Linked DNA regions of Homo sapiens: regions 2 and 3 are each linked to region 1. A link is a contact called in ENCODE Hi-C or POLR2A ChIA-PET data. All regions are on one chromosome and are shown on one strand. Each heading gives the region's core, a stretch centred on a gene start or an enhancer-like site at or near the end of the contact. The rest is flanking DNA. Distances are from core to core; before and after follow the strand shown.

Region 1 (2,700 bases), core at 4-2,503:
TCTTCTCTATGCCAGACTTTAATCACAGTTCTTTTTCATATCCCCTGATTCTTCCCAATAACTTCTGAAGGCTGGTATGCATACGTTGAAACATTTTATTATCTCTAGCTGGGTTTTTTTTCCAGGCCATGGCCAAAACAGCACCGAGGTCTCCTTGCCCTTGTTGGAAATGAAGTTTATATCCTCAAAGAGAATTGACTCTAGGGAAGTTTCAGAAGTGGCTTTGTCCACTTTTAAGCAGTTTGGTCTATAAGTAATTGCAGGACTTCTGAAGGGGCACTCTTACTCCACACAAATAAAAACTGTTTGGGATTTTAGCCCTTTGTTGAACTTCTTAATGGAATGATATACTTATGGATTTAGGAGTCATGTCTTTGTGTTCTATTAGGCATGATATGTGTAACTATGATGCTAACAATAATAGGAATCAACAAATTTGGATTTTATTTCTTACGCACCTACTATATGCCAACTTAAATTATCTTACTTAATTCTTCCAACAACCTTACAATTAAGTATTATTTTCAGTTTTGCAAATGAGGCAAAAAAGGGTTAGCTACATTGCCCTACAATTTACAATGATGATTTATGGAATTGGAATTAAAACTCAAAGTTGTTGGGAATAGTCCCCAAAATCTGGCCATAAACTGGCCCCCAAACTGGCCATAAACAAAATCTCTGCAGCACTGTGACATGCTCATGATGGCCTTGACGCCCACGCTGGAAGGTTGTTGGTTTACCGGAATGAGGGCAAGGAACACCTGTTCCACCCAGGGAGGAAAACTGCTTAAGGAGTTCTTAAGCCACAAACAATAGCATGAGTGATCTGTGCCTTAAGGACATGTTCATGCTACAGATAACTAGCCAGAGCCCATCCCTTTATTTCAGCCAATCCCTTTATTTCCCATAAGGAATATTTTTAGCAAATCTTATGACTGGCTTGCTGTCAATAAATATGTGGGTAAATCTCTGTTCATGGCTGTCAGCTCTGAAGGCTGTGAGACCCCTGATTTCCCATTCCACACTCTATATTTCTGTGTGTGTGTCTTTAATTCCTCTAGTGCTGCTGGGTTAGGGTCTCCCTGACCGAGCTGAACTCGGCGCAAAGTTTTTTGACTGTATGTTCTATTATAAACAACACTGAAAATTGTGCTTGTGGTTTTGTCTTTTAGTAGTGTCTGAGAGTGAGTCATGAGAAACAGTACTATGTATATGTGGATGGGTGTGCAGATAAGCTGAGATGTGCAGACAGGCAGATAAGCTGACTGCTTTTTTTTCCTAAAAAGGAAATGACACTTTAAAAAATGCTCTGAAAGAACAAACAAGTATGGCAACACCTTTTTTTGGAACTCCCGTGGTATACATTCCTCTTTTTGTGTGTGGGATTGTTTTGTTTTCCTTTAAAGAAGGAGTCAAGCAACTAACTTGACCTGCTTCTCTTGATGCTTTTACCCTGGTATCAAAATGAAAAACATCATTTATCATAGTTCAAAAAAAACTTTAAAATGTATGAAGGTCAAGGAATGTGTGTGACCCACTTTGTGCAAGAGCTGGTTAGTAGCAGAGCCTGGATTAAAAGTCAGGCCTCCTGACTTCCAATCTACATCTCCACAGTGACTCCTGTGAATGTAGGAAATGATGCCCTTCTGTGTGGTTCAGGCAAAGCCTCCTAATCAGGCCTGGGGAAGGGACTCCTAGCTGGACTGTATTTTAGAGCTATTTCTTTGACATCCTGATCTACATTCCCATGTTCCCAATTAGCATTAATTGAGCGAGAAAGAGGAGAAAACTGGAGCCTCCCCAAAGCTCCCTGCTCCACAACTCATGGAGGGGGTGGTCTCTGAAGAGAAAATGTTGATAATTACAGAAGTTGTGGCTGTGAATCATTGAGCTGGCACCAGCTCCCTCCTGGGAACTGTTCCCTTGCTTCTCCCCCAGCTTCCCCAGCTCAATTAAGCAGCTTGTTTTCCTTCTCCTTAGCAAAACTTGTTAGCACTTTGTTCTATTCCCCTGAGTTGCTTAGGAGAAAAGTTTTGTGGGAGGATTTGCCTCATTGGATAAGTCTAGCTCTCATGTTCTTTATGAGATACTGAGGTACCCATGTCCTCCAAATAGGCCATGTATAACAGTGGTAGTTCAGCAATGGGTCCAAGGCTCCACTGTTTGGCTAAAGGGAAGAGGAAGCAAAAAATCTAGACTGGGTAAGGATAGGGAAGTTCAATGCAACTGCCTCAGATCAAACTGATAAGGAAATGTTTAAGACCTGTTTTGTACACATTGCTCAAAGATTCCCAGGCGCATTGCATATTGTTGGGCCTCTGAGCAGAGGTACCCATGCCTTCTGATCTCTCCTCTCCATGTACAGAATTTGTACAGACTCTACACATTGCTACAGCTTTTCAGAGCTCATCAAGCTCTTTCATATTTTAGAGTGCCTCCCCACTCAAGCAAGCTCCTACTTCTTGAGCATGAGCTTACTCTGTTCCTGGCTTATTCAGAACAGAGACTGACTACATCAATAGGGGGATTTCTAACCCTTCTCATTAAGATCAGGTGAAGTGACACTGAAAATTGACCCTTTTTTAAATCCCATTCAGACCAACCCTCAGCAAGTTAATTTAATACCTATTTGTTGACCACTGCCAACGTTAGTAGAATACCAGTAAAACTATTGAGTGACCACTAAGGTGGCTATATAAA
Region 2 (2,700 bases), core at 163-2,662, 130 kb after region 1:
AGTGTGGCAATTCCTCAAGGATCTAGAACCATAAATACCATTTGACCCAGCAATCCCATTACTGGCTATATACCCAAAGGATTATAAATCATTCTACTATAAAAACACATGCACACATATGTATATTGTGGCACTATTCACAATGGGCCATACTATTTCTTTGGTCACAAGGTTATCACATGTTTGGCATTCTTGCTAAGATGATTCTGGAACAGGGAAACAGAACAAATAATGTTGATGGACTAAGAGAAGATTGACTAAAAAAATAAGGAGCAGAGTGCCATGATAATCATATTGATATGGATTTGACTATTTAAATACTTTCAAACCAAATCACCATAGAATGAAACTTTGTTTTTTAGGGACTGTTTTCTCACATAAAGACGGGTATGATAATACCTGCCTCACAGAATTTTTAAAGATTAGAAATTAATGTAAATTGATCATGTTAATATATAAATATTTCATAGATGTTGATTCTTTTCTCTTAAAGATAAAATAATTTCCTCTCCTTATCCCAACTTCAGACAAATATTCCTCAGTGCATGTGTTATAGTGCAGTCTCTAAAATTATGTTCCTGCCTTTACTACTAAATTTGACTTGAATATAATGAAACTATATGGAAAAGTAAAGTAATCCAGACTTTCAAGAAGAGAATGTAAAGGACTCTCAGTTTTTCTATGTGAGATCCAAGAACAGGGGAAACCACAAATGTAGAATCAAAATCTTCTCTTGTAGATCATGGAAGTTAGATTATTCAAGCTGCATTTACACTGGAATGAAGTTTGGCATGGATAGCCCCACTGGCTTGTAGAAAGGTCTAAGAGCATCCCACTATTTTCTTTTTGCTTGTTTGTTTCATTTTTGTAAGTTAGTCTAAAATAACTATGCCTATGGAAAAAGTCTACCTCTTTTTGTTCTCCATTAAAATTAATACATACAGTAGGATGATTTATACCATATATATCAGAAGTCAGCCATATTTTCAACTTTTTTGTGACATCATTGGTTTGTCAAATAAGGTATCCTAATTTTTGTTTTACAAAATATTAATGAACACATCATATAACTTTTTTTGTTCCTTCCATTTAAATGATTAAGAGTACAACTAAATCAGATTTTTAAAGACCAAATTGTTGAGGTTAGGAATAAAATCTTATTTTGTGAAAGACTCTCTAGAAAAAGCCAGGATAATTCGTTGACTTAAAGACTGTGAAAAATCTGCAGTTGAGTTGGATGAAGTTGTTGAGCTGTATTTCCTATAAATATATGGGGTTTTTTTTCTAATTTTTCATCCAAAAACCTTACTTTCATTTTTTAAGTCTTATTGAGTAACTTTGAAAGCCAGAGCCTCCCAAAACTGCTGAGTCACCCAGTATCTGTAAAACTTAGCAGTTGCCTCAGCTGAGTATGTCTTCTAAAGATAATGTCGATTGTGTATGGCTGATGGGATTCTAGGACCAAGCAAGAGGTTTTTTTTTTTCCCCCACATACTTAACGTTTCTATATTTCTATTTGAATTCGACTGGACAGTTCCATTTGAATTATTTCTCTCTCTCTCTCTCTCTGACACATTTTATCTTGCCAGGTTCTAAACCTTTAGGAAAAATGGAGCAATTTCCAAAGGAAACCGTAAGTACATATTTCTCTTCCATGCAATTTGTCATTAATATTATTAGGAAAGATGTTTCCTTTAAACTTTCTATACTATCTTTCCCAGGAACATTAATAATTATTTGGCTTTTAACAAATAGATAATTTTACTTTTAACTATTTTTTGTGAACAATAACCTTGAGCTTATGTCTGTGCAGCACCAAGACCCAGTAATGACTTAAGTCGGTTCCCAGAGAGAATAAGTAGGGAGATTGAAGCTAAATAACACCTAGTAACAACGTGAGTCTCCATGTAATGATCTAATTCTATAGCCATGCCAGTAATGGCAATTCACAGAGTAGCAATTATACTTAGGAGGAATAATGGGAGATTAAAATTTAAACTCTATATTAAACATTTTGGCTGAGGTAAGCTAGGGAAAATGGTATCCATATCCAGAAGAATGAAGGTGAACCCTATGGTGATTTTGCTGGATATTGTCACAAACAGGTTGGCTCCCACTCTGGGAAAAGGATACTTATATATTGTTTTAGAGTAAAAGTTTTTATATTTCAAAAATAAATTGCAGACATGCTAATAATTTGAAATTTGTGACAATTGGGCAGAAGATAGCTGAACTTTTGATTTATAGTGTTTGTGAGTAAAGCAAGTAAAGAGTAAATATATGAGATTTATTTTTAAGTATGAAGGAAACAAAATTTTCAAACTGTTGCATATATCATTAACTAAATTAATTGCAAGCCATTCTTAATTATTTATTAAATTAAGTTAAAAATAATAAGCACTTCTCAACACCTTTTTAGCCCTTGAAAGCAATAACATTATATTTCTTTTTATCTATCTGAAATTATGTGATTTTGCTGATTTAAACTTGCTCCATGATCAGTCCAATATAATTATATCTATAGAACTTAAATGCTAGCACAAATTTATGTAAAAAGTGAGGAGAGTCTTCTGGATAATCAAGAATTTTTAACCTAAACAGAAGCTATGTCTGGTTAAAAATTACGTAAATATACTACAGCTCTTCTGACAATAGTCCCTAGAAACTTCAGGATATCTGAATATAGGTCCAACATGAGTA
Region 3 (2,700 bases), core at 41-2,540, 130 kb before region 1:
AGGGGTCAGGGACCCCCTTGAGGAGGCAGTCTGCCCGTTCTCAGATCTCCAGCTGCGTGCTGGGAGAACCACTGCTCTCTTCAAAGCTGTCAGACAGGGACATTTAAGTCTGCAGAGTTTACTGCTGTCTTTTTGTTTGTCTGTGCCCTGCCCCCAGAGGTGGAGTCTACAGAGGCAGGCAGGCCTCCTTGATCTGTGGTGGGCTCCACCCAGTTCGAGCTTCCTGGCTGCTTTGTTTACCTAATAAGCCTGGGCAATGGCGGGCGCCCCTCCCCCAGCCTCACTGCTGCCTTGCAGTTTGATCTCAGACTGCTGTGCTAGCAATCAGCGAGACCCGTGGGCGTAGGACCCTCGGAGCCAGGTGCAGGATATAATCTCCTGGTGCGCCATTTTTTAAGCCGGTCCGAAAAGCGCAATATTCGGGTGGGAGTGACCCGATTTTCCAGGTGCGTCGATCACCCCTTTCTTTGACTCGGAAAGGGAACTCCCTGACCCTTGTGCTTCCCAAGTGAGGCAATGCCTCACCCTACTTCGGCTCGCGCATGGTGCGTGCACCCACTGACCTGCGCCCACTGTCTGGCACTCCCTAGTGAGATGAACTCGGTACCTCAGATGGAAATGCAGAAATCACCCATCTTCTGCGTCGCTTACGCTGGGAGCTGTATACGGGAGCTATTCCTGTTCGGCCATCTTGGCTCCTCCCTCTGGGAGAAATCTTAAACAACATTATGCTCAAGGGCAATGGGTCCCAGTAACAGCCCTAACGCTATGGGCTTTAGTTAGAGCGGCTCTGGTTCATTGCAACCAGAAGAGCCTAAAAAGGGGAAGGAGGAGGAACCATCACCTGCCTTACCACTTCCTCTTCCCTCAGCCCCAATATCACCAAGCCAAAATAACAAAGATGAATGGAGGTTTTGCCTGAGCTCCCTCCTCCAATAGATGGGAAAAAAAATGGGATATGCTCTAGGTATGGAACCCTGTCTTAAGCGGCATTAAAAGGGGAGCCGTTCACCTGCCCAGTAATGCAAGATCAACGAGGCAATCATAAACCCATTTTTTTTTTTTAACGCTTATAAAAAGATTTTGAAAAGCATCAGAGGCCAGAGTTGTGCGGCCAAGCAAGCAGTAGGTAGAAAGAAAGGCTCGGCAGCGGGGAAGCTCACAAATCCGCAGCCAGCTAATGCTCCTAGGAACTCAGCCTGCACAGCTGCTGCGACAGGAAGCCAGGCCCAGCTGCAGGAGCTAGACTGCTGGGGAGGGGCAGGAGGCACTTGCAGAAAGGTCCACCCAACAGGCAGCGGGAGGGAGCGGCACAGGAAAAAAAAAAAAAAAAAAAACCGACACAGGCAAAAGCGGCGCCTAGGCAAGCGCAACGCAGCCACCACCCTGGGGCCCACCTGCTTAGCTCTCCAGCTCCGCAGGCGGACCACAGCAAAATTTCATGTGCTCCTTGTATACAAGCGACATCCCAGATTATAATTCTATGCTAAGATTTAAGAAAAAATTTAAAATTTAAAAAACTTCTTTCTAATAATGGCCACTGTTATCTCTCTCTTACCCCTAACGTGACTCTCTCCAAATCCAATTTAAGTAAAACGGTAACCTCTAAAGGGAGAAAAATCACAAAAGGCCCATGAGTTAGTTAAGGAGCAATTAAGAGCAAACTTTGCTCCCCAGTAGAAAAAAAAATTCCTGATTGCAAGGTTATTCATTTTATGGATGATACTCTCTTAATAGTCCTTGAGATTCACCCATTTTCATCATTCCCAAAAAGTCTAGTAAATGTTTTAACTACAAAAGTAGTTCACTCCCCACACACCTAATGCTTTAACACTGTTTACTGATGGTTTGGGTAAACATGGAAAAGCGCTAGTCTGGTGGAGACCACGTAATTCAATCACTCGATCTGGGTTTACTAGCACTTAGAGAGCTGAGATTGGGGCTCTGATATTGTCCTTGGAAACTTTTTCCACTCAGCCCATCAATATAGTTAGCGATTCTGCTTACTCTATTTATTGCAGAACCTTGAGACAGCTCTAATTAAGTCCACTCTGGAGCCCGCCCTGTATGCTGTTTTTCTCTGACTTCAGCAATTGCTAGATCAACGTACACATCCTATTTTTATTACACACATTCCAGCCCACAGCTCACTGCCTGGCCCATTGGCTTATGGCAATGAACAAGCAGACATTCAGGTTATGACATCACTGCTTGACAAAGCCACCTAATGGCATCAATTTTTCCACCAAAATTGGAGAAACTTATCTAAGCAAATTCAACTTACCCAGAGACTGGCTAAACAAATTATCCTACAATGCCCAGATTTCGAGCTCACAGGCACATCTCCTCCTTCAACAGGTGTTAACCCTAGAGGACTAGAACCTAATCAGTTATGGCAAACAGATGTTACACACATCCCTGAATTTGGAAAACTAAGATATGTACATGTATCCGTTGATACTAACACTCATCTAATTAGTGCACACGTTCTTCCTGGAAAATCCACTGGAGATGTCATTAACTTTTGCACTTATGGGACAGCCCACAAAAATTAAAACTGATAATGGTCCAGCTTATGCCAGCTCACAATTTCAACAATTTTGTCACATGTGGAATAGCCAACATTCCACAGGCATCCCATATAACCCCCAAAGACAAGCCATGGTAGAACGTGCCGACTCCACCCTTAAAAATATGCTC

Evidence for each region. Hi-C counts contacts between places; a loop is a spot of excess contacts on that map. ChIA-PET counts read pairs that join two places held with the same protein, here RNA polymerase II (POLR2A). Pooled maps may share reads with other maps.
Region 2: a loop to region 1 is called in a map of K562, with 2.6 times the contacts of the local background. The contact joins the promoter of SPTA1 here to the enhancer-like site in region 1. A Hi-C loop is called at or near these places in 1 of 168 maps with a recorded cell type or tissue (K562).
Region 3: a loop to region 1 is called in a pooled map, with 2.5 times the contacts of the local background. The contact joins two enhancer-like sites. A Hi-C loop is called at or near these places in 10 of 50 pooled maps. POLR2A ChIA-PET finds 5 or more read pairs at or near these places in 2 of 52 experiments (GM12878 and activated naive CD4-positive, alpha-beta T cell).

What each region holds. Positions count from the first base shown.
Region 1 is chr1:158,818,269-158,820,968 of GRCh38, reverse strand. It overlaps a transcript of OR6N1 not described here. Among named protein-coding and RNA genes, the nearest start is that of MNDA, 12 kb to the left of the region's middle. Within about 2 kb of position 1,253, at least 5 of the 41 ENCODE cell types and tissues checked have a DNase peak (open chromatin) inside an H3K27ac peak, as active enhancers do.
Region 2 is chr1:158,685,427-158,688,126 of GRCh38, reverse strand. SPTA1 (spectrin alpha, erythrocytic 1) reads left to right here and starts at 1,412. Exons shown (of 52, transcript NM_003126.4): 1 at 1,412-1,633. The coding sequence starts at 1,610.
Region 3 is chr1:158,950,746-158,953,445 of GRCh38, reverse strand. All of the region lies in intron 7 of PYHIN1 (pyrin and HIN domain family member 1), which reads right to left. Among named protein-coding and RNA genes, the nearest start is that of PYHIN1, 21 kb to the right of the region's middle. RefSeq lists an enhancer at 1-781. Within about 2 kb of position 1,290, at least 3 of the 41 ENCODE cell types and tissues checked have a DNase peak (open chromatin) inside an H3K27ac peak, as active enhancers do.